Linked DNA regions of Homo sapiens: region 1 is linked to region 2. Evidence: chromatin loops called from intact Hi-C (ENCODE). Cell type or tissue: PC-9. All regions are shown on one strand. Each heading gives the region's core, and the rest is flanking DNA. Links, peaks and the distances in the headings are about the cores only.

Region 1 (16,644 bases), core at 3,846-6,345, 530 kb after region 2:
GCAGAGAGAGAAATACAATGTGGTAAATTATATGTATCAATAAATATCTGTTGAATGAATGCATGCAAAAAAACTTGTTCCTATGCACCTTGGGACAGGTTACTATTTGCTTTAGGATTTTTGAGGCAATACAAATGATGCCTGATAAATAATCTGGTGATGCTAAATCTGATAGCAAGCCTACGAACTGGATAGAACACCCACGAGAAATAGTGGAGTGCTTGAAGGAATTAAAGATAATTACCCACAGGGAAAGAAAATATAGGAACCAGGGACACCATATGAATGTCTCTAAACATTTGCAGCCTGTCGTGTGAACCATAGATTGGGTTTGCTTTGTGATGTTCTAGAGAGTAGACTAGGTCCATGATGGGGAAAATTTTGGAAATGAATTACAGAAGCCCTGAATGACCAGAGACACTGTCCTGGGAATTATATATCATATGAGAGCATTGGCAAGATCTCTGTCCTAACTTCAAACCCCAGAATGCTATTCTTCTTAGGATTTGCATGTTAATATGTGTTTCTGCATCCATGTTGAATACCAGTTTGACAAACAATTGAATTACATAGAGCTAGGAACTCTATTTAGGCTGGAGATACGCAGCTGAACAAGATTTCACAAGAGCTCTAGAAACAGAGGCAAAACAAGTTTACATTTTAGATGGCAGATGGATGAAATATGCTAAGTACCCTGGAGGCAAAGAATTATGAGGCTTTTGATTTTGACCTGGAAGGAAATTTAGAAATAATATATTAAATGTCTCAAGTTTTTGAGAAAGAAAACAGACCCTGGGATAACATGGGGACATTCTCTAACCTCAGACTGCTAAAACATGAACTAAGGAGAAAAATCATTTTCCAACTTCACAGTTTACTCCTACTGCTATGCCAATAATTATTTAGTGGGTTGTTTTATAGGCATTAAATAATTCTTCTTGGTAATATCTCTTTCTTAGTTTTCTCTTTTATAACTACTTCTTATTATAATTATCTTTAGGTAGTTTTCTTAGAAATTTAAGCATGGAAGTTCCAGACATAAATTTAGTTTTAGTCTTTGGATGATAAAATAGGAAGATCTAGCACTGGTTGAGTGTGGACATTATCATTGCATAATTTTTTGGACCAATTTTTTTTTTCAGCTAGAATCACTGTAAGGTCCAATAATTTTCTCTTCTTCAGTGTCATCACCAAGCACCCAAATTACTCAAGTTAAAAGCCTAAGTTTCTCCCTTTCTTCATTCATCGCAAGCAGCCCATCTTGGACTTCCTACTTCCAGGGATTAAATTATCAATCTTGAATCTATTCATGACTTCACTTGGATCTGATATGGATTTAATCTGAATGTAGATCTCATGGCCATCTTGTGAAGGTTCCCACTGAAGAATTATATGGTCTTCTCCCACATCTTCAGGTTTTACATAAACTTTCTGAGGTGGATTAATACCTTAAGTAAACAAATAAATACATACACACATCTTAGCTTATTAGTTAGCATTATTCATGCTATTGAGTGAAAATAATTCAATATTAATGTTCAAAGTAAATTTTACAGTTTGTTATGTCAACATGTCTTGAAAAGCACTCAAGTTTTGAGAAAAGTGTATTCTTATTACTATGCAAAATTTATTAAAATGGTTAAATGTAAAAATTACAAGTCAAGGGGAAACAAATATAATCCTCAAGTGTTTGGCAAATTCTTCATACTTTCAAGAGTGCCATCAGAGTAATGTTCCCATTATTGAGATTATTCATGTTTTAATCAAATATATATGGGCACCTACCAAGTGCCAGGCACTCTTCTAGGCAGGTAGAGTACATCAGTAAAAACTAAAGATCCTTGTCCTTATGGAGTTCATATTCTAATAGGTGGAATAGATAATAGCAATACATAAAATAAGTACGTATGTTATATAGAACTTCAGAGGTGATAAGTGCTGCAGAAAAAGTAAAAAGTAACCAGGGTGAGGGAGATGAAGAGTGTGGTGGCTTTAAGGAGGAAGTTGTGGTATGAAGTAGGGATTTCAGGGCAGATGTTTTTCAAAAGATAGGGTTTTCAGCAAAAAGGTGAAGGAGATTGGAGAGTTAGACATATGGATTTCTGGAAGAAGAGTATTAAAGCTGAAGAAACAGCTAGTAAAATCCCTAAAGTGGGAGCTTATCTGGTGTGTTCAAGGGTGGAAGGAAAGCTAGAATGAATGAAGGAGAGAATAAGATGAGGTCAGAGGCAAATAGAAAGCCAGTTCATGCAAGTTCTCAAAGGCGTTTGCTCCAAGTCAAATGGGTAGCAACTACTGAGTTATATGCAGATGCATGATCATTCCTATTTTTAAAGACTCACTTGGGCCGTGACATTAATAACAGACCACATGGAGGGCCAGTGGTAGAAATAGGGAGCCAGCCCAATAATCCAGGTGAGGTGGAATGGTTGCCTGGATGAAAACAGCACTCAGGGAGGTGGGGAGATATAGTGTGACTCTGGATTTATTTTGAAGACAGAACAAACAAGATTTCTTGACAGGTTGGGAATGGGTTGTGAGAGAAACAGAAGAGTCAAGAACAACTTCAAGGCTTTTGACTAAACAACTGGATGAATAAAATTACCATGAACTGAGAAGGGCTGTGGATAAAGCAGATTTGGGTAGAAACACCTGGAGTTCAGTTTTGGGCATGTTAAATTTAAAACATCTCATAGATAACCAAATGAGCAATAATGCATACGCAGTTAGATGTTTGAATGTGGAGTTTGGGACAAAAGTCTAGGCTTTATATAAAGTTATATAGAGATATAACTTTATGAGTCATTGACATATAGATGTCTTTAAAGTTTCAGAGCTGGTATTTATTATAAAACAGTTGTAACTTTATACTACTTTTCTGATTTTTGAAAGGTGTGATATTTATTAGAAATATAGAGGAAATTAGCAGGTTATGCTCACTGTTCATGCATAATATCATTGGAGAATCTTCTTGATACTTTATAATAATAACTGAAGATGATACTTCAGCCTATTTCCTTGCACCGTTTCCTTGAATACCAAGCCTTCTGATTTTTTTCCTATCATACAGTTTTCTGGAAATTGTAAATGTTTTCCTTATAGTATTGTTTATCCTATAGTATGTTTTTCCTGATCTTTTAATAGTTCTCAGCTACAATAATCATTAGTTCATATCTCTAAGGATAATTATGCAATTTTAAACTTTTTAGTAGTTTTACTTTAAAAATCTTTAAAGAATTCTCTATGATTTTTATAGTTTGCCGAAACTATTATTTGAACTTTTATCCGTTTTAAAGTTGACTTCTTTATCAGTACAATTTAATATCACATTTTAACTTCTCAGGAAAATATTCTGGGTGGAACCCTTAGTCTGCATCCCATATCTTAATTTCACAAAACTGTAGCTGATGTTTAAGTTAATTATTTATGTAAAATTATCAGAAAATGCCAGAGTAATCCAATTAGAAACACTATCCAATAAGATTCCAGGGTGAAACAACTTCAGAAAATTATTCTTATATTCTTGCAAAACCTAAAAATCTATTTAAACATTTACTGCAGTGGAGGACTTAGATGTAATCTACCGAATGCCACATATAAGCAGAGATTGAGGAAACGCTGGGATTTGGTGGGTCTGTGATAGCGCTGAATTTGCTTACAAAATTGTCTGTGCATGTATTTGCATTTTCATAAGAGTTAATTTTTTTTAAATTCTCAAGAGGCTCCATGACCCCAAAAAGGTTCAGTGTTACTAAATAAAATATACTCCAGAGTATGTATCAAGGGTGTTCACATTCTGTGCCTAGCTTACATTTTCTAGACTCTCCCTACGTGCCCCTCTGTTCTCTAGCCATTCCTAATGTTCAAATGTTAGTGTCTTCAAAAAGGCTTCTCTAGCTTTCCTAGGTCAGCTTTGTTGAATGTCTTTTCTCTGTCCTTTGCCTAGGCACATGCTGCTTGCTCTACCTGCAGCATCTTTCTGCCTCCCTACTGTCACCTGCTGGCTAATTTCTACTCCTTCATGATTAAGCCCATCACTTACCCATGACCATCGGCACCCTGAGTTTGGGCTAACTGATCCTTCTCTATGTTCCCATAGTATCCACAGCATAACTACTCTAATGGCAATTATAATGCGGCACTATCACTGTTAACTTATTTGTCTCATTCTTACTGAGACTAGGTCTTCTTCATCTTTGTATCTCTAGTGCCTAGCTCAGTTCCTGATACTGAAAAATAATTCATTGAGTGAATAATGAATGAAAAAAAGAATAATTCCTCAAGCTTTAGAGAGTAAAGGAACACTGGATTACTAAATCCTGGACATGCACTGGTATATCAGCTTACAGTAAAAATACACAGCAAATGACTCCCCAAAAAATTAAAAGTGCTGATTCACATTGTACCTTTTATGAAATAAATAGGTATATTTCCTAGAAGATTTTAAGTCGACTTCAAAATTAATAAATCTGTGAGAAATCCTCCTAGTCCATCTGTCAATTAAAAATGAAAGCACCTTCCTAAAGTGTAAAGGACCCAACAAACCAAGCATTTGCCAATGGAAGGATACTTAGTCTGAGTTTGGAGAAGAGAAAACACCTGCTACTATCCAATTGGAAAAATATTTTTATTAGGATTTGCAATACTGAATACTTGTATGTTAAGCATTGGTTTTTAGTAAGCATTAAATTGTATCTATTATTGTTATTATTTTCAAAGAATCTTAAATATTCCCAATAAGTATAGGAAGGTTAATTAATCTATATCTGTGCACATGCAGGTTTTCCATTCCACCTACTTCAGCTCTAGGGTGTTTAAATTTTAGCTGTTGAAATTCCAAAGAACTTTGCACACTGCATGTCAAATACACAACACACACTACACTTATAAGAATATATTGCCAAAATGTGCTTAATTATGCATTGTTTTGTAAGATAATGTTTTATCTTTTTAAAAATACGTCCTTATATTTTATGGAATAAATAGAATTATTAATTAAAACAATCGATTACTTTAATGATTATGTTCTGGACAAGGATTCAAAAACTGCTATGTGGAGGTTAAGAGGAGGGTAGAAATGCATTTGCCAAAAATGCTAGTATGAGACTGCCCCCTAGAGGTCAATACATTACACAGTGTGAGAAAATAAAGAACCAAGTAAAACTGATTAAAATATGCAGACCTGTTCGTTGGGTCTAGTGTTACTAAAAAAAACTGGGTGAACTAATATTCATGTGATAATTTGTTTATCTTATGATAAATAAAGATAAATTTATTTTCCACCCAAGGCTATGACAAAAAAAGATGTCTTCTAGGGACTTTGGTAGAAAAAAATGCAGATTGGAATAATGTTTAAAGAGCTCATGTAAATCTAAATAAATTTAGTATTTTTGAATACATGCTTAGAATTGTGATTCAACATTCAAAAACATGTTCAACTTATTTGTACTTATGAAGAATCAACATAATTAAATATCAGCAAAATAATATTTTGAAATATGCAGTTAACTATTTCTTTTTATTATTTTAGATTTTGGGATAAGTGTACAGGTTACATTGATATATTGCATAACGGTGAAATTGCACAGAAACAGAAACTATCAGTTTAGAATTTTTTAGTAGAAGGCAATACGCAGCCATGCTTACCTGTAATGACTGAAAGTGGTTTCTCCAAGCAACTTAAAGTTCCTCTTTCTGCTACACTGAATAGATATACCAGATAATGATGAAAAGACTTGAGGTCTCCAACTATGGTTGCTGTGTTGCGTTTTTCAACAAGCACCTCTTCTGATGTATTGTTTTCAACATCCAAAATAGTGATAAGGTAATGATGAAAAAATACAGGATCTGGAGGATCCCAGTGTAAAAATACTTCTGTTATGGTAACATGTGTAACTCTGAAATTTTGGGCTGACAAAGGGCCTGGGAGATAAAGACAACCAAAAAATATGTTGCTTAGTAACATGATTTGGCAGAATACTCTCTCACTTCTCAATATTTCCAAATACTCTAGCTTGGAAAAGAAACAAAAACTGGGGGTGAGTCCTGGCTCTTCCACTTTATAGTTTCACTCCCTGAGAAAATTACCTACCCCCTCTGACTGCAAAATGGGAATTACATTAGTAGGTACCTCATAAAGCTTTTGTGAAGATTAAATGAGATGAAGAACGTAAAACACTTGGCACAGTGTTTGCCACACGCTATTGTTCAATAATTATTTTACTATTCTCACTACCAAAACAGTGTGCATGGCATTTAATGGTCATACATTATATATGTCTCTTACCTCTTCTGCCTTGTCAGACTAGAGGGCAGAGACTTTGTTATTCACTCTTCGTTCTTATTATCACTGCAACACAGGCACTCATCCTTTTACAGAACTGTTTCCCTACTCTAACCATTTCATCCAGTGCCAGTGATTGTCCTAATTAATGCTTCCAGATTAATTTTCTTATTATAGTACCTTGCACATGGCGTCGAAACTATATCCATCCCCCACTCCTCAATATACATGTGCTAACACATTCTTGATTCTTTCTCTAGGAGCAACAGCTCAGGAGTTACAATAAGACCATCTGGGTTCTTGTGTGGCTTGGTTGCTTAACAAAGCATGTTACTCTAGTCAGTTTACTTAACATTCCAGAAGTTCAGTTTTCTCATTTCTATATAGCTACTCCCAGGGTTGAGGCAAGGACCGAATGAGATAATGCATTGAAAGTGCTTTGTAAAATGTAAAACAAGTGCTAGAAACTATAGTCTTAATGGATTTCCATTGCTTCTAAGGTCAAGTCCAAGCATCTGAGACAGATACCCCTGCCACTCCCAAGTCTGGCACCATCTACCTCCCACACTGATTTTACCCTCATGCCCAAGGAAATTATCTTCTCTAGTCAATCTGCACAAGTCTTCTTACACAAATTCTTATGTCTGCACTGCTGCTCCCAACATGCTTTTTCTTCATTCAAATTTCAGTCTAAGCCTCTCCTTTCCATGAGTCTTCTCCTGTCATCTACTGTATGAATTCAAGTTAGCATTTATTAAATGCACCACTGGTTGGATATTTAGGTTATTCTTTTGCTGTATAGTTTTGTTTGCTTTTATTTTTATTCTTTACTAATTGTCTCCAGTGTGAGCCTATTAAAGGCAGGGATGCATAGCTGTCCCTTTCCTGCTCTCAGCACATATCGGAAATACAGCTCCACAAAAATTTATTGATCATCCCCTATGAGGTAGGCACTACTCTAGCTGGTACTGTAAGACAAATAAGACATAGTTCATGTCTTCATGAGGTTTGTAGTTTAACAGAAAAACCAACGCATAAACAGATTGATTACAAAATTATTACTCTTATTATTATTATTATTATTTGAGACAGAGTCTTGCTCTGTCATCCAGGCTGGAGTGCAGTGGCATGATCTCAGCCCACTGCAACTTCTACCTCCTGGGTTCAAGTGATTCTCCTGCCTCAGCCTACCAAGTAGCTGGGACTACAGTTGTGCACCACCATGCCTGGCTAATTTTTGTATTTTTAGTACAGACAGGGTTTCACGGTGTTAGCCAGGCTGGTCTCAAACTCCTGACCTCAGGCAATCCACCCGCCTAGGACTCCCGAAGTGCTGGGCTGACAGGCGTGAGCCACTGCACCCAGCCTAAAATGATTAAATACAGAGGTATCTCCAGAGTTATATGAGAAAATACCAGACCCTCATAAAATATCTGCCAATGACAGTATTAAAAATTTTTTAAATTATATTTTCAGGTGTCTTGTAACTTACGTGTTTCTACAGTGAATATTGGACTTAAAGTAGTTTTTGCCTCCCATTCATTTATTGCGAAGAGTAAAAATCTATAAATATGACCAGGAAACAGTTGGGTAATTGCTTTTTCTGTAGTATTTGGGGGCATGCTTTCAAAATATTGTTCTTCTGTATAATCTAAAGAATATTTAATGATAATCTTATATCCCAATTTCACCCACTTATTCAAATTATTCCAAAAATTCAAATTATTCCAAATAATACAACTTCAGTTGTTCCAACATCCTTTATGTAAAGCAAAAAGCTTTCCTGCAGAGAAGGTACTGAAAAAATAGAAAAGATAATTATTTTTAATTACAAATTATAATTCCATAATGAAATAAATAAATTAAAATTAAATAATAAAAAGCTGCATGAATATAAGAAAGAATAATAAAAATAATTACATTCATATTCGCAAACATATGGCAATGGAACGTAACAGAAAAATCTTGTAAAGAAATAGTTTGATCCAGTTGCATTTTGCTGTAAAATGTAGCAATGTGTTTCATTCTTGGATAGCAATGAAAAAGAAAATATTTCATTTTTCTTAAGGCCAAAAGATGATCCATCTGCCCATGTAAGAAGACCTTCTTTCTGTAATAAGATGAACAAATTAAGCCAATTAAAAGGAAAAGTGTGATATCTTCAGTCACTGCATTTCAAATATGTGTATTTGAAAATTTTAATAATCATAACTTCATTATAAAATTTTCTAAGATTTTAAAATTATCAACCAGTTTAATATTTTTATGTAGATTTCCTTCATGATAAAGCAGCTGGAGCCAGGCCAGTGGCTCATGCCTGTAATCCCAGCTACTTGGAAGGCTGAGGCAGAAGAATCGCTTAAGCCCAGGAGTTTAAGGCTGCAGTGATCTCTGCTTCAGCCACTGCACTTCAGCCTAGGTGACAGAGGAAGACTTATGTCAAAAAAGAAAAAAGAGAAGGAGAAGGAGGAGAAGGAGGAGAAGGTGGAGGAGGAGGTGGAAGAGGAGGAAGGGGAGGAGGAAGAAGAGGAGGAGGAGGAGGAGAAGGAGGAGGCGGTGGAAGAGGAGGAAGAGGAGGAGGAGGAGAAGGAGGAGGAGGAGGAAGCGGAAGAGGAGGAAGAGGAGGAGGAGGAAGAGGAGGAGGAGGAGGAGCAGGAGGAGGAGAAGGAGGAGGAGGAGAAGGAGGAGGAGGAGAAGGAGGAGGAGGAGAAGGAGGAGGAGGAGAAGAGGAGGAGGAGAAGGAAGCAGCAGCAGCAGCAGCAAGAGACAGAGTTGACTTTCATTAACTCATTAGCCATATGTCTTCAGGCGAATTGCAAATCTCGCAATAAGCCTCTATTTTCTCATCTGTAAAATGAGTATAATAATAGAAACTACATCTTAAGGTTGTTGTAATGATTAAAGAGGCAGTACATTCAAAGGCTCAACACAATGAGGCTCAGAGAAAATATTCATTAAATGTTAGTTATTTCATTTGAAATCATCAAATAAATTGCATGCGTCAGGAGAGGTTGTTGATACCTTCCTTCTAAAGGATGTCCTTGGTGAATGTCACCAACCCAATTTTCACAAGTAATAAATATCTGTCATATATCTATCCTTCTTGAAAGGGGTAGTTGAAAAAAAGTATAAGCTTTGACAAAATACTCCTGCATACTAATTATATTTCTGACACTTAACTATCTACTCTTGGGCAACTACTAATCTTAGAAACTAAATGTTCTTGCCTGTGCAATGGAAATAATCATGACTACTTTGCATAGTTGTCAATAGTTTTAGAGAGTATGTTTATAATACAGCGAATACATAACACCTCCTTAAAAAATAAATGTAATACTTACAGAGATAATTAACACTATGAAAACAGATACTATGTCTATATTTTGGTCATCAGACCATCCCCAAAATCAAGCACAGCACCAACCAAGCTGCATGGGTAAGAATTAAAGAGACCTGTTTCCTCTGGACATTTTAAAAAGATTTTAAAACAATGCATTCAAATTCCACCTAACAGAATGAAGAAATACTATTTCCTCAAAAAGTCTGCTTTATTACATATGTATTGTTGTAGTTTTAAAAATAGGCATATGATCAGTGATAGTATTTCAAGTGATTAGGGCATGAGAGTTGGTCAGACAGATATAAATTCAAGGCCTGGAATGGGCATTGATAAGTTATGTGCCCCAGGATCTCTCTAAGATCTATTTTCCTGTATAAAATGGGAATAATGATAGCACCTACTACAACTATAAGGTGAAAACTAAATGAAGGTTACCTATGCAAGCATCCCAAAAGGAAAGAAAGAGACTATTAATCTTTCATTCATTACGTTCCTGTTGAGTACCAAACCCCAGTTTGAAGCCAGGAATGGAATGCTGAATAAGACACACTCTCCATCCTTGAAGTCCAGTAACAATTTTGCACTTATTCAGCACAGATTTACTTAAAGGAGTAATTACTTTCTGAACCTACCATGGGGATTATGATGTAGCAGGTAACTTTGATGTCAACCTCAAAATATCATGGTTAAGGGTAGCATCTGATGCATGTCCATATGGGCAAGTGAATCTCCCTGTGCCCCAATTTCCTAATATATCATGCTAACAGTAGGAAACAACTGTATGTGTGTGTGTGTGTGTGTGTGTGTATATATATATGTGTGTGTGTGTGTATGTATATATATGTGTGTATATGTGTATATATATACACAAATATATACACACACAACTATATATGTATACATATATAGTTGTGTATATACATATATATATATATATACACACACACACATTAACTGGTCTACTTGCTAAGAAGAGACTGGCATGCTGGGAGAGGGAGTCTGAGATGTCTAAGATGAATTGTGATTTAAGGAATCTTTATTAGAATTTCATTCATTGCCTATTAAAAGATAAAGAAAACTCAATAAAATAATAATTTTTAAAATGCAATTAAGGATTCCTAGAGGTTTTCCCAAGCTTATGCAAAGCTCCACAGGAAAGTTGGCATCAAATTGGTAGGATCTGCCTTAGTTCACTATAGATAAGGATATCTCAAGGAGAACATATTTATCTTTGAGTGCCAGGAAATAAAAGTCAGTGGATCATCAAGAAGAAAACACAGACAGACAGAGATGACTATGTTAGGTCTTGAGTTTCTCTACAAAATGCTGACCAAATGAAGTTTCATGAGACTTTCCAAAGTGTTAGGAATGTTGAAGAAAAATGTTACACACTCCTGATTTCACTAGTGTTAAATAAAATCTCCAGATCTTTCTGTATTGCTTTTAGTAAAATTGAGCTTCACAAGACTGATGTGTGGAGTGAAAAGAAGAAAATGGAAAAACACTTTTCATGTTTTGGGGTTCATATTATTGCACTGTTTGCAGAGATGAGGAATAAAGGAAGTGAAACAGGTTTGATTAGAGGGAGAAGGCAAGTTCAGTCTTGGCAATGTTACAGTGTCTGCAAGAAGTGCCAGAGGGATAATCAGAAGAAAATTAGATATATGTCTGGACTCATAAGAGGAAAGTAGACTAGATAAAGAATTTAGGAATAATTGGTGGTTCAGGTGATAAATTGAGTGAAGAAATGGATGAAATCACTCAAATGAACTTAGAAATGGTCTGGGGAATACCAAAATTAAAGGAAAATTAGGTTTTAAAAAAGATGCCTAAAAATATATTAAACTGGGTATCTATAGAAAGAGAAACTGTATTGAATTAATGAAGGAAGAAATCAATGAATAAAGAATGCATGAATGAATATAGATAATAAAGTTTCATTTATCACAATATATGTATTTCTTTACATTTACTGACCTTCATATCATTAAGACCAGTCCATATTATTATTTGATTGTTTGACCTGAGATACGAAAATACAAAACTTTTTTCCTCTTCATTTTTTATATCCACAAGGTGTGCAGAACTTAAGGATAACTTACAATGTTGCTGGGCTATATTCCATGGCTTACTGTCATTGTTAATTCTATAACAGTTATTTTTTAATGCTGCCCATCCTTGTGAACACGATCCTACCAAAAGAAAAATCCCCTGTTAAAGATGAATTCAGTAATATAACATTTCATAATTATATTTCTTAATATGTATACAAGTTAATTATGAAAACCTCATAGTATTAAGTGTGCACCTTCCCTATACTACTTTCAAACCAATAAAAATATTAAAGCTTTGTTTATTAATCAAGGAGCAAATAAACTACCACCAATTAACATGGTTTTTTAAATAGCTGTAAGAATTAGTTATGCAGAATTATTGTCCAATTATAACTTTATTAAAATAAAAAACGATGTTTTTCTTTCTAAAGAAAACCTTACTTTAGATTGCCTTTCTTTTCCCTTACTTTTGTATTGGTAGCAAACTTTTTATCACATTTCAGGTTTCTTTTTATTTTGGAGTACTAGACACAATGCTTGCTAAAAATTTTGCTCTCAGTCACTTGACTTCAAAAGTGTTTACCTTCCAGAAAAAAAGCAGGAATGGCTGCTTAGCGTTATTCTCCAAGATTATGTACCACAGAAAGACTGGAGAAAATAGCAGCCTGTTCAGAGAAAATATTGCACATCAGTTCATGTTAATATTCTACCAGTGCCTCAACTCAACACAGTAGGAATATGTGAGAAAGTTCTGAAGATCTTTTGTCTTTTTTTTTCCCCACAGGAGAAAGGACGCTTAATTACCTTATTTTATTTTTTCTTCCTATTTGAGTGTTTCTATACTTCACTTGTACAATACATGTGTTGTATCTTTTTTATTATTCCTGTAGGGGATATTAAAATGACACTCTCAGACCGTCACAAAGAGTGTCCTGCCCTCATCAGCTATCTATGATTCTGTCCCCTTCTACCTGTTCCCACCTTGTGGAGGAAAGACATGAAACTAGGAAGACCCTAAAATTGAACACATTCACCTTTCCCCTAAACTTTTCCTAATTGTGGTCAGGTCTGATCATAGATGAGTAACAGAGAAGCTTTAAATAGGATGAAAGATCAGTGTGTTTGTAATATATTGTAATGGATCTTGTAATACCTGAAAATGAGACTGTTTGTTGACTCATTAAAGTAACCTAAAACGCTATGGAATTTGTATGACTCTTTGTCAGAGTAAAGAAAAAGAGAACCCACTTGGGTTTAAAGGAAGTGCTGGGAAGAAAATAAAGTTATTAGGTTGGTTTCTACCATTACTCCGCTAAGTCCAGCTTGTTCAATAATCAGTCAGATACCAGAATGATATAGTCAAAAAAGGAGACTATGCTAATTTGATTACAAGCAGCCTGCAGTGATTAATACTTGGCCAGATCACTTTCTTTTGAAATACAATATAACTGCTACATTATCTACAAAATATATAATAAATATATAATGAATGATGAACCAAATGTCTATATACCTGTTTCAACTTGAACATCCAGTCTCTGAAATATATTTATGAAATCCAAGTGTAACTGTTTAAATTCAAATGTGAAAGCATAAAAAGCTGCAGGTTTTAAATTACCCCACTCATAAACCATAACATTATTTTGCATAATTTGTGAATAATTATTGAAAGATATTGACACTGATATATCTTTGGAAGAGGGCACACTCCAGTTAAAAGAAATACTTGTACTTGTTGCTATTGTTTTAATATTGCTAGTTGAGATTCCACCTAAAAAATCAGGGAGAATAATTAGCACAGATTCAAATAAAATTGAATGAAACACAAAGGATATTGAGTTACATGATTCACCATGATGAGAAAACATTATCTACCCATAAAATATTTTCTAGACTATATGGGAGTTTCTTCTATTCTACATAGAATGAATGAATTAGATTACAGAACCACATTATATTTTTTACATAATCTGGATAACACGTAAAATCTCCACTCTACCTATCCATTCACACTAGTACACATAAAATGCCAAAATTTAAAACTATATTCTTACCTCAGTTTATAATTTTCTTTAAATTCTGAGATTTACATTATGTAAAAAATAATACTATTATAATTTTACAGTACCATTTTATACCTGTTAATCATTGTAAAATTTAAATTATCTGGTAATGAAAGTTTACATAGTTGATCAACATATACATTACTTACGAATTTGAAATGACTTTTCACTTAAAATTTGTCCATATCTCATGGACTGTAAAATGATGTGATAATCTTCATTTTCCTTTAGTGTTATTATTAATTTCTGACATCTTTGTGGGTCTGCGAGAATACTTTTTACATTCTGCAAATAATTATATTCATCTGCTTAAGAAATGTTTATTGAACATTATCTCTAAGCCAGGCACATTAATTAAAAATTTGACTTTTGTATATCTCCTTCATAAAAGTAGTTTTTCAATGTGGAATATAAATATATATATGAAATGTTTATTTCTACATAAAAGACATTTTTTAAAGAATTATTCTCCTTTGGTATATAAATTCTAAAAAGACAAATAGTCATTCCTATGAAAAAGTTAAATATTATTTGATCATCTACTTATTAAAGATATTTCAAAAAATGCTAACATTTTATATATTAATAAAATAAGAAACCCTGATAACTATTAGGTTCCTATTTACAATGTGGCACTTGGTAACACCAGATTTACACTATGCTTACTTTTTATCAGAACCAAGAAAAGATTCCTTACTCTTTGAGCAAAATCATTAACAAGTTGATATTTTAAAAAATAAAATTCAGGATTTCCTCCCTTAGGAAATTCATCCCATTCAATAAAAACTTCTGTTGTTTGTTTATTCATTGGTATATAATGAAAATGTTTTGAGATCTAAAATGGAAAAGCGAAGAAACTGTAAAAAACAGTAAAAATGCATTCTTGATTGTTATTTTATAAGCAGATTTATTAAAATGACACCTAAAATACATGAAATTATAATTTTTAAACATTTCAGCAGTATCAGTGTCTACACATGAATTACTCTGTCAGTTACTCTATTTATAAATATAATTTTGAAAATGACTTCAGTAAAGCAAGTAAAATAAGAGCATGGAAATTTAAGATCCATGTCTCTCTAACTAGGAAACATTGTATCCCTGGGGTAAGGGACGAGGCAGAGACTCAAAATCTCAGAGAAAACATGGCAAACCCTCCTGGAGTGCCAATTGTGAACCTTGGGGATAATGTCTACAAAACTGAATTATTTTGCAGACATTCTTGACAACACGTTTGCAAAGAAAATACATTTGGGTACAAAATGTTTGACACTGAGTCATTTTAGACCCTTATTTCATCTATGCATAATGAAAATATTAGCAAACAAAGTAAGATAGACCACAGAATCAGAGACCCTTGATGTTCCCTCAATGACAAAAAAATTTCAACTTTCAAAAGAATATATGTATCAAAATTCCTACCAAAAACAACTCTGAAATGCCTTATTATACTCTGTCTTCTTCCCAAATTCTGATTTATCTCCATGATTATCTCCAACACAATTTTTAAGCTATAAAAATACATATGTGAGTGACACCTAGCAAAGAAAATTTTTTTTCTTAGGTACTAAACCTGATATTTAGCATTATTTCCCTTCAGTATACTCCTTATTTTCCAGAATGATAGATTCAATGCAATCACATCTTGCCCATTAGCTAATTATTCCAAAGAGGGTGCACTCAAAAATGTCTTACCTTAACAACATACTGTAACCAGAGCAGCAGAATAATTAATTTCTCCATCTGCAAAGTAAAGTGTATTCAGTTCAATTAAACATGTATTTTTTAGCTTCAAAACTAAACTATTGGACATCCTTTAAATGGAGTGTGTGTATATCATTTTAATGTCATGAATTTTCAATTTAGAATGACTGCTCATCCAATTGAATGTTAAGGCATTAATAGGTGAGTGCTGCATAATTTTTCCACTAAATAAAATTGGAAACATTAGTACTTTCCAACAAATAACAAAATAACGTATTTCTAGAAACTGCTTTAATTAAGTTTAAAAGAGGTGTTAGAAATAAAATGAATTATCAGGCAATTACACAAAATTACATTGTGTTGTGTGAAATTATTTAACCTCAATTAATGGAAATCTAGAACACCTATGCAACTGCTGCTTCTTTGGAACTAATTCCTCACATTTTAAAATTACACCATCATCATGAAAAATATTTCAAAATACATGAAACTGAAACTTAAATAGAAACAACGTTCAATAGTCGTTTCAACTCAATTTATTTTTAAAATATATTCATCTAAAAAGCTTGCCTAGCCTTTCATAGGAACGTGGAGCCCCCAAGGACCTAAAAACTTTTGTATTCAACTTAAGATACAAAGAAAAAAAACCTGTATTTTGTATATGTTTTTAAAACTGAAAATACCATTTTAATAGTAAACAGTTCCCCAGGATCAAATTTAAAGCTCCTGAAAGCTCACTGTAAAGCAAGTTTATTCCTACAGAATCCTCTTTAGGTCTTCTTAAGCAGGAGTTTAGCTCAGATAAAATGCAACCCAGTCAAAAAGAAATGCCTAATAGTTAAATCCAGACCCTTCCACAAAACTGCAAAGCTTTAACTTTGCCCATTTTCCCAAGCAACCTGATGTAAGTGTTCTAGGGCTATGGTATTAATTTCCCCCCTAAATCTAAGCGTAAACTATAATTTTGAAGGCTGTGTACCATAATACAAATGCGAAAGTGGAAAGCTCCAGGATGCCCGCTCTTTAAGTCCAAACCCCCACTCAAATTCAATTCTGTGAGTCACTGTGTTTGCCCTGGGAGTGTGTAAAGAGCCCCTGTCCTAATGCACACTATTTTAGAGTCAAAAAGCACCAACTTTTGAAACAGGGAGAGAGAGGCAGAGTATAAACGAAAAGATTGAGGTTTAAAGAATGGTTAGA
Region 2 (16,644 bases), core at 7,445-9,944:
TACACGCTAGACCCTATTTCAAACCATTTACACAGATTATCTCATTTGATTATCACAACAATCTACTCCATAGGTACAATTATAATCCAATTTTACAGATGTGGAAATGGAGCAAGAGATATTAAGTCATTTGATCAAGGTCACACAGCTGCTGAGCCATAGATCTGGGATTCAGAGTCAGCACACAGATTTCAAAGCAGGGACTCTTAATCTCTAAACTATACTGTCACTGAGCACTACGGGTCACATGGGTCACTCACTCACTACCCAGAGTTTTGACTTGGTTTTGCCTCAAGCGCAGCACAGTACTCCTCAAATTTTAATGCATTTACAAATTACAATGTAAACATATAGATCTTCCAAATCAAGTTTTATGGGTAATATAAGGGATTTCAAGGGCAATTTTTGCCTTAGTAGATAACTTTAGAGTTTAACCCTTTAGAAGTAATCTCGCTGTAACTTCCAAAATTCCAGACAGCCTGTAAAGCAAAGACAATGTAAGTAGAAGCCAGCCATCCCTAACAGGGTGCTTGGATATGCTAATTACAGATAACTTAGGAATTCATTCGGGCTCAGACTTTTTTAGGCAACGCTAGTCTGCTTGCTATATTGCAGTTAATGTACAAAATTTGAGATATAAGATAAACACTTAGAAATATATTTGTATTATCCATTTGCCCCTTTCCTCTTTCCCTTAACTTCTTCCCATTTATTCATTTTTCATTCACCACTATGTCAGATTTGTGGACAAAACAAAGCAAAACAACAAATCCAAACATGGCCTTATCCATGTGCAGCTTATGCACTTTAAATGAGTAAGGAGCTTTCACTTTCTCAGCATTCATTTAGCTCATAGAAACATGTCAAGTATTAATCAATGGGACCGAATCGTTTCCTTAAAATTATTTAAAACTGTAAGATGAATAGAAGTATGTCTTGATGTTTATATTTTAGAACTCAGATAAAATTCTGGTACAAGGTGAGGATTATGAGAATCTAGTTTGAAATTGATAAATGCAGTTGTCATCATGATATTTTCCTTTTATGGCTAGATAATAGAAATAATGTGTTTAGCTCTAAAAATTTCCATCTGTTGTCAAGCTGAGGGATCAATTGCAGTTGTCTATATTCTATTTTTATACTCTCACATTTTAAATCTTCTGAAAAAGTATTCATGGATTTTTAACGTCTAAATGTTCCAATGATACAAATAGAATTAGACAGTGGTTTGATAACCAATTGCTATTGTGTCCAAAGGAAAACTTCTAAACCATTAGCAACACCAGAATATTACTAAATGAATTCTTTTTTTTTCTTTTAGACTTTTATTTTAGGTTCAGGGGTACACATATAGGTTTATTATGTAGGTAAATTCATGTCACAGAGGTTTGTTTTACAGATTATTTCATTACTCAGGTATCAAGCCCAATAGCCAACAGTTACCTTTTCTGCTCCTTTCCCTCCTCCCACCCTCCATGCTCAAGACCCCAGTTCTGTTGTTTCCTTCAGTGTGTCCATGTGTTCTCATTTTTTTTGCTTGTTTTTTTTAAATTTTATTATTATTATACTTTAAGTTTTAGGGTACGTGTGCACAACGTGCAGGTTTGTTACATATGTATACATGTGCCATGTTAGTGTGCTGCACCCATTAACTCGTCATTTAGCATTAGATATATCTCCTAATGCTATCCCTCCCGCCTCCCCCGACCCCACAACAGTCCCCGGTGTGTGATGTTCCCCTTCCTGTGTCCATGTGTTCTTATTGTTAAAATGAATTCTTAAGTAGGGATTTCAGACCAAGAGGATAAAGAAGTGCAACAGAAATCTATCTCATTCTGAAAATAACACATTTATAATCCCTTCAATGCAATAAGGTAATGCCCTCCTGAGAATATCTCATCTGATGGAGATAATGATGTTACCAAGTTGCAGGAAGATATCTTAATTTAATTTATTTTAAATTTTAAAATGAATTTGGATTTTGTATATCTAGGAAAATGAATGAATGACTCATTGTTTTCATAGAGATAAAAGAAAAATTCCTCAAAATCACCAATAAGCCTATGAACAAATATAATTATATATGCTTGCCATAGAATGTACTCAGACTTATAAAAAATAAGTTACAATTTTAAATAACTATTTTGTCAAAATAGACTTCTTTCCCAAAAAACTTAAGTGAGGTAAGCATTCAACAGTGATTTTAAACACATACATGACATCAAAGCTTACTAATTTAATTTGAATGGTTCTTTCACTAAAATATTCAATAACATATGTAATCTGATGGGTTTTTTTTCAGAGCTCTCTTCAAAAGGTGAAGACACAAAGCAAAAGTAGTTTTGTTTATTCCTCTTTAAAGAATGATTTTTTGCATTTAATAAACATGAACATTTACAGTTCACAGAAGGTTGTTTCATTTTTCTTTTTGCTATCAATTCCCTCAGGATTTGTGTAAATTCTTTCCAAATTTAGTAATGGAATGTCTCAGAAAGTAAAAATTTAGAAAGGCAATATTAATATTGATAAAAGAGATGAAAGTAAAAACAAACATAGATATGGAAAATTTGAAGGTGAGTATAAGAAAGAATAAGTAGGTGAGAAGTAAAATCAGACTAGTAGTAAAATGCAGATGTTCTTTAATTTACATAAATGTTAATTTTCTGAATTAAGAAAGAAGTAAAAAAATAGTATAGTAATTTCAAGCCTCAAATTTAAAGACGTCAACCTGGAGTTGATGAAAGGTTAGATAGTAGTACCCTTGACATATAATTATACTATAACTCAGCTCTAAATCACATTGCAAAGAGGAAGATTCATAGAGAATTGGAAAGCTGCACATTTGAAGTCTCAAGTTCTTTCATTACATGGAAGAAACATCTATAGTCATTGAGAGGAGTGAATCCCAAAGGGCTAGAGAACTACTAAAAAAGAAAAATGACTTGTCAGATGATAATTAAAATTACCTGCAGGTTTAGTATTGTTGGTGTACTACAATCCCAAGCATGCCACAGAGACAGCTGGTAAAACACTTCTTTCCTTACAAAATCTATTTTTCCATCAGATTACTTGTAATATTTTCCATGGAACTATATTTTCAACTTTATATTGAAAATGAATAGGTGAATGACATTGTCTTTATTTTTTTTAATGCCTTGAAAGTCAATTTTATGACATATATTTCTTCAGTAAACCAAAGAGAGAGGGGAAGAAAAAAATTCACACATGGATATAAATAATAAGGGAAGAAAACCTAACAAGTATTGAGATGAAGGAAAATTGAAAGGAAAAAACATAAATGCTGCAATTTTATCTCCACTTTTTCTCCTGATAGATGTTGAATACAACAATTAACCTGGCACTAACCTCTACCCACACTTCCCATTGACTCAGTGGGAGCTCTTCACAAAGCTACAATTATGAGCTGCACATAACACAAAATTGTTAACCTGCTCATTTACCATCTCTCTTATTCCCTAAATATTTTATCTCATTTATTAATGTGAAAGTTCCACTGACATCAAATGTAGATACTCTGTTTCAAGAATTATATCATGTGCATACATCCCACATGATAATGGTAGATAAATCCCATGTGTATGTTTAATATTTGTCTTACACACATCTTTGTCTTATATTTCCAGTAGTCTGAATCAAAATGCCAGTGATTATGTACTAAAACATTATGATGCTAAAAATCTATGGGGCAATGTAATCCACATAAAGACCTGAGGGAAGGGGGAAGAACTTCTTCCCATGTGATAATATTCTGTCATTTCTATAGGCTCCATGATATTTACATTTTCTTTAGGCTTTGTCTCTTATTGTAAAATTGGGATTAATGGTAATTATAACAGAACTGACATAAATGACGCAGTGTATGCACCACCATTTAAATCTCCATAGCCATTCTCTCTCTTCATCTAGTTCATTGTTCTCAAAACATTTCAACTAAATGAATACATCATCATTTCAGAACTCATCTTGAAATAAATAGGTATCCTTAATAATTCCCCCAAAGCTTCCCAGAATGAACCTCTCATCACTGATGTAGTATCAATATTTTTTTATATCCTATTCCGTCAAAATCTCTCATGCTTTTTTTCATTATTTCATTGTTGTTCTTTATTTACAAGTCTGTTAATACTTAAGCCATCTTGAGACTTAATTATTACCATGTTTTTATACTACCTGGGATCAGATAAGCTACTATAATTAAAGGGTATTCACAAAAGAATACAGTTATACAGTTATTTGGGGGTATATAAAGGGACACTTTAGGAAAGGTGTGGGATGTTAAGAAAACGTGGGTCTTCAGAATTTTACACTTAGGCCACTGCATACTTTCCTTTGTATACCATTGATTTTTCTACAGTCAGACTTATAAATCTTCAAAAAAGTAATGTTTTTTTCATTTCTGCCATAGCGAACATTGAAGAAAATTGTATGGAGGGCCATCCAGCCAATGAGTCAAGCTGTAGTGTGGTGTGAAGGCCTGTCTCCATGACCTGAGAATGAATCTCTTCTCTTCATATTAACATAGAATATCATTAGTTCATGTGGATAATTTTGTTTGACATTCTGTAATTATACCTTTTTAAAATTCATCATCATTTTTCTATAATAAGTTTTAATACACTGGCAAGAAGGACCTCCTGTCACCTTCCTGCTCAAAAAGCTTTAGACTGAATGAATCTTAAGCTCCTTAAGGTAACTCTCAGAGCCCCCTGTGGTATCTTTCTTTTCCCTTTTCTACCAGCTTCTTTCTACTTTTCACAGGTTTCCACTTTCCTTCATGTCTCCCATGTTCCAGACAAGTAGACTGTTTCAATAATAAAACACATACCATCATTTCCTGAGTGTACATTTAGACATTCTGTTTAGTTCAACTGAAATGTTTTTCAATCCTACCTCCACCTAAAAACTCTTCTGTTTTAAAAGATCCAGCATAAATACCACCATATTCATGAAGCTTTCCATGTTCCATGTAATACTGTGTTCATATCTCTTATATATGGTGGTGCTTACCATGTCCTACCCTGTTTTGCAGAGAATTGTGATAAATATTAAGTTCCTGTAGGGCAAGGGCCACATTTTATTTATTTTTTTCTTGTAAATCTCCATAGAACATAGTAGATAAAACATCTTGTACAAAGTGAGCAGTTAATAACTGTAGTTGAACTGATTTTCCATTGTAAAATGTATTTTAAATGGAGATTATTTGCTGGGCAGTATATTGTTCTCTTACTCATTCTTTTATTTATGTATTTATTTATATTTTGGGACAGGATCTTGCTCTATTGCCCAGGCTGGAGTGCAGTGGTGTGATCATGGCTCACTTCAGTCTTGACCTCCTGGGTTCAAGTGATCCTCCTGCCTCAAACCCCACCTGAAGGAGCTGGGACTACAGGCCGCACCACCATGCTGAGCTAATTTTTGTATTTTTTTTTTTTTTTGTAGAGTCGGGGATTCACCATGTTGTCCAGACTGTTCTTGAACTCCTGGGCTCAAACAATCCACCTGCTTTGGCCTCCCAAAGTGCTGGGATTACAGGCGTGAGCCACTGTGCTGGCCTTCTACTTCTTTTATTCACAAATATTTATTGGGTATCAGTAAAATGCCAAGCAATGAATATGCAGTGGCAAACAAACATTGTCCCTCTACTTGTGGAATTTACAATCTAGTGTAATAACACAGTGTAGTATAAAGGGCACTGGACTGGTTGAAACTTGGACTTCAGTCTCAGCCCTGTTCCTCACCAACTAGGAATAGTGGGGCAGTTGATATAATCTCTCTGGGTCTCATTTCATTTTCCACTGTTGGTTAAATTTGATACTCGTAATGAGTATCAAATTCCATTATGGCTCAAAAATGTTTTCATATTTTGTCTTGATTCTGGAGCAACATGTTCAGATGGATGCAACTTGTTCTATGATATATTTGTCAATATCAGGGCTGTCTTTCTTTCTTTTCTTTTCTTTTTTTTTTTTTTTTTGAGTTGCTTTCTCTCTGTGTGCACCAAAGACAGAATCAATGTATATGGGTGCATAGTAAGTAACATCAAATAGAAATAAAGAAGTAAAAATCAGCTTCAAATATTTTAGTAGGCCTAGAATCATGTACTAAACATTAATCATAAAACAATATAGAATTAGCAGTGTATTGCTTTAGAAAAATGATGGCCACATTGGAAAATCCTGAACAGGAAGTTTCCTGGAGTCATGAGGGTTTCCTCCATCCACGTTTACTCAGTCAGGCAGTCATGATGGGAAAGATCATCTGCTCCAAATCAGTTCAGTGCTCTATGGAGAAATTGAGGCCACTAAGCAATAGCCGAACTATAGAGTATTACGCATTACTTTGAAGACTATTAAAAGAAGTAATTCACAAAGCTACTCATAGAGTCCATATTTTGGCATTTAAGAGGATTGAGAATGGAAGAACCTATATGGCCAAGGCAGTATCCATCAACTCAGGTGAAGCAGATCCTTCAAAAACTGATTAAACCTGGACCTCGATCCACTTTTATTAACTCTCTCTCTCTCTCTCTCTCTCTATATATATACATTTTATTAACTCTCTCTATATATATAACTTCTATATATATAACATATATATACACATTATATGTATATAACTTATGTATATCACTTATATATACACATATATGTGTATATATGTAAGTTTTATATATATATACACACACACACACACACACACACACACACACACACACTTAAAAAAAGAAAAACAAAAAAAACCTCTATGCAATATTTATTTCAATACTCTGTACTCTTCTCAGACCTAGTTTGGTCTCAGTACATGGCTTTGTTTCTTATATCACTAAATCCAGGGTCTTTGTTCAGGTTGGCTCTTATTCTCTCAGCAGCGCTTGTGACACAGCGCCCATTTCTTTTGTATTCCCTTGCTGTGTATGTTATCAGTCTCTCTTAGTTTTCCTTCTACCTCTTGTTTCTCCTTTCCTGGATCCTTTTCCTTTATATGAACTTTAAATGTAGGATTTCATCAGGGTTTAGTGTGAGACACTCCCCATTCAGTAGTCTTTCTTTGTGTGGTTTCCTCCTCTCTAGTAATTTCAATTATAATTCAAATGGTTTCCAAGTTTATACCTCTAGTTCAGGACTTTTCTTAGCTACAGACTCATAGTTCATCAATTATGACATAACCATTTTGACATCTCAAAAGTGTCAAACTTTGATGTCAAACTTCATAAGTTGAAAACTAACTTTTCTTCCCAATTTTTCCTTCAATATTTCCTACCGCCATTTATCCATTCATTCATGTCAGAAGCCTAGGAGGCACTTTTTAATATTGTGTCTCCTTTACCACTTGCATACAATCTTACCAAAGGCCATGGGTGTTATCCTTCAAGCATTTCTGGGATCCATCCACTTCATTGAATTTCAATTCCATCTTTGTAGTCCAAACCACTGTACTTTCTTACCTGGATTGCTGAATAACCTCTTTAATGGTCACTTCTAATTTATACCTGCTCCCTGCACCCTGATCACTCTTCACATTGCATTCAGATATTAAAGAAAATACAAATCTCTTTATTTCACTTACTCTGCTATTTAAGACTACTCCCATAACTTCCCATTTCTCTTGGGATGAAATCCAAAATCCCTCATGTGGCTTTCAAGACCTGTTATTTTTACCTTAGCTTGGCAGACTCTCTGGTTCTGCTTCCTTAAGCCACATTGACCTTTCTCTCTGCTTTTTGAAAGGGCCAAGTGCTTTCATGCCTAAGGTACCCCATAGGGTACCTGATCTTGGAATGGTCTCTACAACCCTCACCTTTGCTTGGTTAACATCTAATACTCATTCTTCACATTATACCGTAAGTGTTACTGCTCTGGAGATATCCTTTCTGAATCCCAGATCGGTTTATGTACCAGTTACAGGCTTTCTCATTGCACGATGTACTTTCCTCAATTGCATTTATATTATTGAGGAATAATTCCTACAAATACCAATAATTCCAGTTGGGTATTGGTGGTTTTGAAAACCGCTCAATGTTTAGTGCTTAGCACAGCATGTGGCACTTAGTATCAACTAGACATGAAATTATAGAATAAATGAACCAATCTCTCTCTCTCTCTCTATTTCTCCTGAAGCAAATGTCTTTCATAACCACTCCAACATTTTTTCCTAAGCTTTAAAAAAGCACCAGTAAGATTTCTGGAGTCTTTAGAAGATGGTGCAGGAAGTAAGGAGTGTTGGAGGAAAGAAAGAAAGGAGCTTATGATGGTGGTCACTGTCCACCATGATTTCCTAAATATACACACCCACCCATTCTGCTCCTGGGAGGCCTTCACTTGTTTTCTCCAAAGACAATAAAAGCAAGCATTGTAGCTGCTACTGACTTATGTAAGGCATAATGTTTTCAGTTCGGTTATTGTTCTACATCCATCTTTTTTGTATTTTCTCTTTATTACATGATTATTTGTGATGATGTATGCCAGCAACTTATTTGCAGAATTCACAACTGACTTCAGTATAGAAGTTCAAGAATGAATGTTTTTGAATGCACATACATATACACACACACACCCCTAAAGGAGAAAACAAAAAGAAATTAAAATTAAAATACTATTAGTCTTCGGAGACAGAAGTTTATCATGATGTTTCCTACATAACTACAAATTTGACGATGATTGTAGTTGCAGTATAGAAGATTTTCATGATGGTTCCCATATAACTACAAACTCGACACTGATTGTAGTTGTAATAAAGATAAGGCCAGTAGAGAGCACTATATGCACTAGCTTTTAAAATAGTCTTTGCATTACTAACTACTAATAAAATTTAATGAAAGAATAGTATTTATTGTTTTAAGTTGTACTTAGCTTTTTGATTCAGTTAATAAATCAACATGTCATTTTATTTGAAAATGAAAGTACTTAAACATCTCTGTGTTTTCATTGTGTTCCTATACTATTTCATTTAATGGAAATAAAATGTTCAATAAAACAAATATCTAAAAGTGGCTCTACTGTACAGCATAATGACTACAGTTAGTAATCTATGTATTCTTGACATAAGAGAGTGGATGTAAAGTGTTCTCATCACTATAATAATAATATGATGAGTTAATACATATGTTAATTAGCTAGACATGTCATTCTGTGATGTATATACTTAAAAACATCATGTGGTACATGATAAATACATACTTTTTTTTCCTAGTTGGAGTCTTGGTCTGTCACCACCAGGCTGGAGTGCAGTGGCGCGATCTCGGCTCACTGCAACCTCCGACTCCCCTGTTCAAGCAATTCTCCTGCCTCAGCCTCCTGAGTAGCTGGGATTGCAGGTGTGCACCACCAGGCCCAGCTAATTTTTGTATTTTTAGTAGAGACGGGGTTTCACCATGTTGGCCAGGATGGTCTGTATCTCCTTACCTTGTGATCCGCCCGCCTTGGCCTCCCAAAATGCTGGGATTACAGGCGTGAGTCACTGCAAAAAGCGGTACTTTTAGGCTTTTAATTTTTATCTTCCTTCAGACATATATACCATTTGTTTCTTAGTAGAAAATTATTGTCATGATCTCTTGACTTACTGAATAGTCAGCTGGATAGTGCATGATACCACGTATTTCAAATGGAAAAATTGTCATCAGTCTATGGTGACTAGTTTTTTGCTTTTAATCACTTTAGGTTTTATAAATTCAATTAAATATGACATTTTTATAAATAAGTGGTAACAAATGGCATATGAAAGAATGCATGCAATGAAGCAGGAATAAATCCATCGCAGGTATTATAATCTGGAAGCACAAAATTGAAAATGGCCACATTAGCACTGGATTATTCAAAATGACAAGGTCATAATTGAGTGGAGTTCATGTTTATAAAGATGCTATAAACAAGACTGATTTTCATTCATAGCCCTGTTTGAGATAGCAAAAGCCTAGAAACAACCGGAGAGTACACCTATGACAGGCTATTTTAATGAAATGTTATGAAGTAGTTAAGAAGAATTATATAGATCTATATGTATTGATATGAAAATATCACTAAAATAAAATAAATAAATATGCAAAATATAGTGCACAGTAGAATTCTACTTGGAATTTTAAAAAGATATGTGCACATGTAATATATGTTATATATATTTCATACAATATATGGTATTAAATATACAAAAAAAATCCTTCTTAACATTGATGACTTGTGATTGAGTGGGTTTCTGCAGTACCTTTTGAATTGTTTGACATGTGCATTGTCTTATGTTTAAAATTCCAAAACAAAAACTCTTGTAAAGGAAAGAATATATAAGATATATAAAAGAGTTAATAGTTTGTTTGCTTATCTTACCTTGATAAAGATGGCAGAGATTTGCTTGCTGTCTCTACTTTTTGGGGATTTCTTTGATTTGAGGTCTAAATAAAAATATTCAGGTTGGTTTACCACAATTAATCTATGCAATATTCTGGGTGACAGGAGCCTTGAGATACTAACATAGAGTTAAAACCATCTTCAATTGCCTCGTTTGCTCCCATTCTAGTTAAATCCCTAAAAGACTACAATAAAGTCACAACTGGATTTATTATGTGAGTAAATGCTTAAAGCAATAAGCAAAATTAAGAAAACTTTAGAAGAGGAAACTTCTCAGAGATACTGCATTTCAGGAAGTGGATCTGCCTTGTGTAATGGCATAGACTCAGGAATGGTATAAGGAGATTACAGGGTCAGAAAGGCCCACCTGAGGGGCAAGAGTGTAAGAGTTCCTCCAGGACCAGAAAAGCCAGGAAACCACAGAAGTTGAGAGTAAGGAACTCAGTTTTAGAGGAGCATAATTTGATCCTCCTAATTAGTTTTGAGAAAAGGGCACTCTATGTTTTAGGCTGGGCCCAGAAAGATGATATTTAAATATAAACTAACTAAAATTATAGCATTTTTTGCTCCAAATTAGAGCATTGGAGGATAAAACTAAAGAGAGTTTGGAATTCTCTACTGAATGTGCTGTCCATGCTAATTGTGCATTTAGCTCTTAAACTTGCTAATTACTGACATGTATGTTTCCCAGCACACTTAGAGTAAATTCTGTTACTAGCCCCAATTACTGTTCAGTGTAAGAATGTGAAGAATTTGAAGATGGCCTGTTCATCTGTTTCTTCCTAATATCTTTCATTAATTCCATACTACCAAAATTAGAGATAAATTTTGCTGGTGGAAGGAGTAAGTTAAGCTATATTTAAAGGGATAGAAGTCAGATATTGAGGTGCTCCTCAAGAGAAAGCCATTTTAACCATGTTTTAAATAAAGCCAGCGTCCCAAACAAACAAGTCCTAGCTATCATTAATGTCCTTTCCAAGTATCAGGTGGCAGTGTTGTCCCTTCACCATGGTAAGATTCCCCAGCCACACTGAGACTCTATTATATTCATTTTGCCCCTCCTCTTTCTTTAGTTTTTTATGAAATTCCTTAGATTCCTTTTATTTTATAAAAATAAAAATGAAATAAAACACATACAGGAATGCAAAAAAAAAAAAAAAAAAGAAGAAGAAGAAGAAGAAGTTCCTGGTCTACTTAGCAATCCTCTGATTCAAAGTTGCAAAGAGTAGCTCTCTCTGCTCAAAGGTAAAACATTCTCCTATCTACATGCAAGAAAGTAAATATTTCTAAGTTTCTTCTGGAAGTCAACATAAATTGCTTCCAGAAAGTCATCACAATCCACACTTACCTTTTTTATTTCTGTATCCCTTTAACACATATAAATTTATAGTATTGTTTATTATTGATATATCATTTTGTAATTAATTTTATGCTTTTATTTTCCAATTGTTTTGTAAACTCCATAAAAATATGAATGTCTCCTACTTCTAACTCCATCTCTAGTCCTGTGTCCTAGTCAGTACATACACATCAAGTGCAGTGCAGATTTGTTATTTTAAAAAATGTTCTATTAAGTACAATGTGACTTTTTCCCTGACCACTCTAAAGTAACCTCTTTCCCTGCTGTATATTTCATCACAACATCCTATTTTATTGTCATCATATACTTTGTGGTATGCTGGTAAATGTTTAACAAGTGGCTCTCTAGAGGGAGAAAAAAAAATTGGAATAGAGTATTTACCAATCCCAATGGTTTAAATACTGCCACCATGGTCAATCAAAAGATACCAATGTGATATAACTGAAAGTGATGTTGAGACAAAATGCACATTATTGGGTCTCACATACAGTGTGAATAGGCTTCAACACATCAATGTTCATGATAATCAATATCTAAGATTATCTGATTGAATGGCTAATTTGTATTTTATCTGTCTCTCTTCATCAAAACTAAGTTCCAGGCACAGAATAGTGCCTAGCATATTGCAGGTGCTTAATTTGTTGGACAAAAGCGTAACTTTTTACTCACTGTTAAATATATTTAAAATGTTTAGATGACAATGGTAATAAACATGTTTTTTAAATTGTTAAAGTTTGTGAGTTCTAATAGTTTAGAAATATCATCTCCTGAGCAAATGTGAGAAGAGACTGCTTTACTTTTAAAAATTAGTTTGTTTAATATTTCTTGTATTTCTAGACATTCGCGAGAGATGTAAATATGAATTTGGGATGAATAAAGAAAAACAAAAAACTAAGCTTTGAATTTAAATTTCATTATTGAAAGATCAGTCATAACTTCTAACTGTGAAAACAGAGAAGTGTTATTTCTTTCGGAGAAAATAAAAAATAATAATAATTAGAATTTCCTTTTTTTTTTTTTTTTTGAGATAGTTTTGCTTTTTTTTTGCCCAGGCTGGAGTGCAATGGCGTGATCTCAGATCACCTCAACCTCTGCCTCCTGGGTTCAAGCCATTCTCCTGCCTCAGCCTCCCGAGTAGCTGGGATTACAGGCATGCACCACCATGCCTGGCTAATTTTGTATTTTTAGTAGAGACGGGGTTTCTCCATGTTGGTTAGGCTGGTCTCGAACTCCCGACCTCAGGTGATCCACCCGCCTTGGCCTCCCCAAGTGCTGGGGTTACAGGCATGAGCCACCGCGCCCACTCTTAGAATTTACTTTTAATATTTTAATTTCATCCGAAATATTTTAACATCTAACTCTGAATTAGTAACTCTTCATTCTGAAGTTAGTAATTTTTAATGCAGATGCTATGATACAAATATTTTTCTTAGCATAGATTGTATTCATACATTTTATTGTATGGTTGGCACAAAGAAATTAATGAAAGGTTCATTGTATTTCTGTTCATTAATTATATTACCTTCCACCACCTAACTCTCAATAGCTCTATTTAGGCTTGTTTTTTTTTTAATTATACTCCAAAATGAACTGCCGATTTTACCCAAATACACACTGTGCCTGCTTCCTCATCCCTGGCTTTTCTCTCCTGCTCCCTATAAGGCCATTCTCCCTATCCCTGTCTTTTGTAATTCTGACATTATTCTAGATCTAGTTTAGTCATCAATTTATTCATTCTTTGCACAATACTTAGTCACTAATTGCTCTCTTTCTTGTTTGTTTATTGACTTTCTCTTCCTTAGAGAATACAAGCCAAGTGAGAACAGGAAATTTTTCTTCTTCACTGCAATACCCCAATGCCTAGTACAGTGCTTGGCATATAGTCAGTATATTAAGTGTTTGTTGAATGAACAGACAAATAAGTAGTTATCAAAAAAAAAAGATAAACTAAATATAGTAAGATATTCTATGATGGTTTTAAAAAATAAACATTTAAATTTCAAAGTATTGGTTGGCACTTCATCTTAATCTAGTGCTGTTTTGACAAAGCTGTATGAATTAAGAAAGATAACATGTTATCTTGAATCAGTCAAAAACAATTTCTAACACCCAGGCTGAAAGAACTCCAGTTTGAAGGTGCTATTTTCTCATATGAAACTGTGCTCATTATACTTCATTTATAATCTAACTAAACACATTTCCTTGGTATGCTAATGCTCTATGCAAACCTTCTCTAGATTTTGTCATATAATTTTTAAAAATTCAATTAAGTGAAACCGACCTTAACATAGCTTTGAATGATTTTGTTAAGAACAGATTTTATATATCAAATAGGCAGTTGTTTAAATATTAACCTATATGTATATATAATGGAACCAGTATCATAGTTCTTTTGTCCTTTGACCTAACTTCCCTTCATCCATTCCTCTCTCTATGTCTCAAGCCAACACACACACAAAATAAAAGAGAGAGAGAAAAGACATGTGTGTGTGTATATATACATATAATATATCATATATATGTATTAAATATATTTCACATGTATTAAATACATTAATATTATATTAAAATATATTTATAATATATATTTATATCTCTTAAAAATATATATCTTAATAGATATATATTTATATATCTCTTAAAAGATTTTATAACCATATATATACTTATCTGGAATTCTGAAATAAAAGGCTGAAATCACTAAATCTTCAACAACATAGAATAAAGTGTGATGAGGCCCAGCGTGGTGGTTCATGCCTGTAATCCCAGCACTTTGGGAGGCTGAGGAGACGGATCACTTGAGGTCAGGAGTTCGAGGCCAGCCTGACCATAATGGTGAAGCCCCGCCTCCATAAAAAACACAAAAATTAGCTAGGCATGGTGGCGGGCGCCTGTAGGCCCAACTATTTGGGAGGCTGAGTCAGGAGAATCGCTTGAACCCCGCGGGCGAAGGTTGCAGTGAGCAGAAATCGCGCCACTGCACTGCAGCCTGTGCGACAGAGTGAGACTCCATCTCAAAAAAAAAAAAAAAAAAAAAAAAAGAACAAAGTGTGATGTTTCTTAGTGGAAAGCACAGGAGATTGTGAAGCCAGGTGCTACTATTCTTAAGCAAGTTGTGTAACCTCTGTGAGCTTCAGTTTACTTATCTTCAAAACGGCATAAAAATACCTACTTCTCTGGGCTGGAAAGAAAGGGAAAGAGAGACCAACTTAGCACCAAGTCTGGCACATATAAGTGCTCAATAAGTATTTATTGAATTAGTTAACTCCATGAAAATATAGTTACCATTAAACTAAATTTCTACATATCATTTAATGAAAGAGTGTAGTGATTTTGTAACCAAATAGCTAAGATAAAAGCATAATTACAAATATTTTAACAATTCTCAGGTAAATACACAGCAAAGCAACTGGCATGTGACTAGATCAAGTATATCCCTGCATGTCTCAAAACGAAATTCACAAATATTATTGGAGAGATAGTATTTATTCATAAAAACAAATTCTAATGGATAATGAATTTTTATTAATTTTCTACACCTGTGTAGACATAAGCTAAAGGGAATGAACTTTCCACTACTAAAAATAATAACAGATGAATTTATGGTGATTTATGCTTCCTTTTAATTTCTCTTTTAATCTTGATTTAAAAACAACAACAACCCTACAGAGTCAACACAGAGAAAGAATGACAGAGCAAATTTCAAATAGGAAGCTCAAGGCAGAAGTCCAGAAATATGCTATGAAATGTTTAGTCCTGAGGATGCATTAGGAAACAAAAAGACAAAGAAAACTCTACCTTCACTGACACCACAATCAGGGATTTGTGTTGGAATGGGTACAATTTATGACTTTTGGGCTGATGAATCAAGCTGCTTAAATACATATTCCCTAATAAAGGATGTTGTAAAATAACTACATTAGAAGTCAAGGGATTTGTATGTTCTTTTATCCTCAGTTACCGAGTGAGGTTTAATAACTTTGTGCAAAAGCTTGTAACACACTCTGGTATCATTGCGCTCATCTCAACTTCTTTCTGTTGCTTAATTCAGGGCATGTGAATAACGGTAAAAAACCAAAGTTGTTTTTGCAACCTCTGGCCACCGAGGGCACTTCCTTTTAATAGTGCTTAGAGTACTGCACAGAAGCTTATGGTTTGCTCACTGTCTCCCAAGCAAGACTGGGCAGAAAGGGGGCCATCTCATTAATCTTTGCATGGTTAGCACCTAGCACAGAGCTTACCACACGGTTCCAGGGGATGTATGCTTGTATAAATAAATTTGTATATTCTTTACTGTTTTCAAAGCACAGTCACATGTATGACTCCATTAGACCCTCATAAAACTCTGTGAGATTGCAAGGTAGAATTAGTTTCCTCATATGACAGATCTCTGTGACATTGAATGATATTATTTCCATTGTATGACAGAGGAGGAAACAGGATCAGTGAGAGATTGTGTGACTTCCGAAGAGTACATGACTAAGACTCAAATGTCAAGATCAGCATTCTTTCTTAAATACTAAATAAAAATAAACATATCGAACTACTATTTTAGGTTTGTTCTTAGGGTCTGTTAAGTCTATATATGGCCAATCATCTTTGGCTTTCCCACATTGGTGAAATGTTGTTTTTTAAAATTCAATTGTAGACTATAAAATGAAAAAGACCTTCAGAAATCCTATCTGTAATCAGAAGAAAATGGCATCAATTATATGCAAATATTTTGCTATAAAACAGTATCTGCCTTTTAGAGTTTATTGTTAGCCCAAACAATTCAGCTCTGTCACAGGAAACAAGATGGAGGCAGCTTTGTCATTTCCAATCCTGCACCCACAGTCACCCCTATTCAGCTTATAGAAGGTTTCTTTATGTTTCTTGATTTCGTAGTCAGGAAATGAATCCCTACTATGACAAGATAGTGAAAGT

What was found. Hi-C counts contacts between places; a loop is a spot of excess contacts. Peaks named below come from ENCODE experiments on the same cell type or tissue, not always from the same donor. Only the 100,000 strongest peaks of a DNase experiment are listed, where the experiment ranks them.
Region 1: a loop joins it to region 2, with 8 times the contacts of the local background. A loop is called at or near these places in 8 of 110 quality-filtered maps.

The regions. Positions count from the first base shown.
Region 1 is chr12:80,401,017-80,417,660 of GRCh38, reverse strand. No RefSeq gene overlaps it. Among named protein-coding and RNA genes, the nearest start is that of PTPRQ, 35 kb to the left of the region's middle. In PC-9, for the core only: CTCF peaks have their summits at 4,912 and 5,113 (motif pointing left); no DNase peak of the experiment used is centred there.
Region 2 is chr12:80,938,923-80,955,566 of GRCh38, reverse strand. No RefSeq gene overlaps it. Among named protein-coding and RNA genes, the nearest start is that of LIN7A, 9.3 kb to the right of the region's middle. In PC-9, for the core only: a CTCF peak has its summit at 8,801 (motif pointing right); no DNase peak of the experiment used is centred there.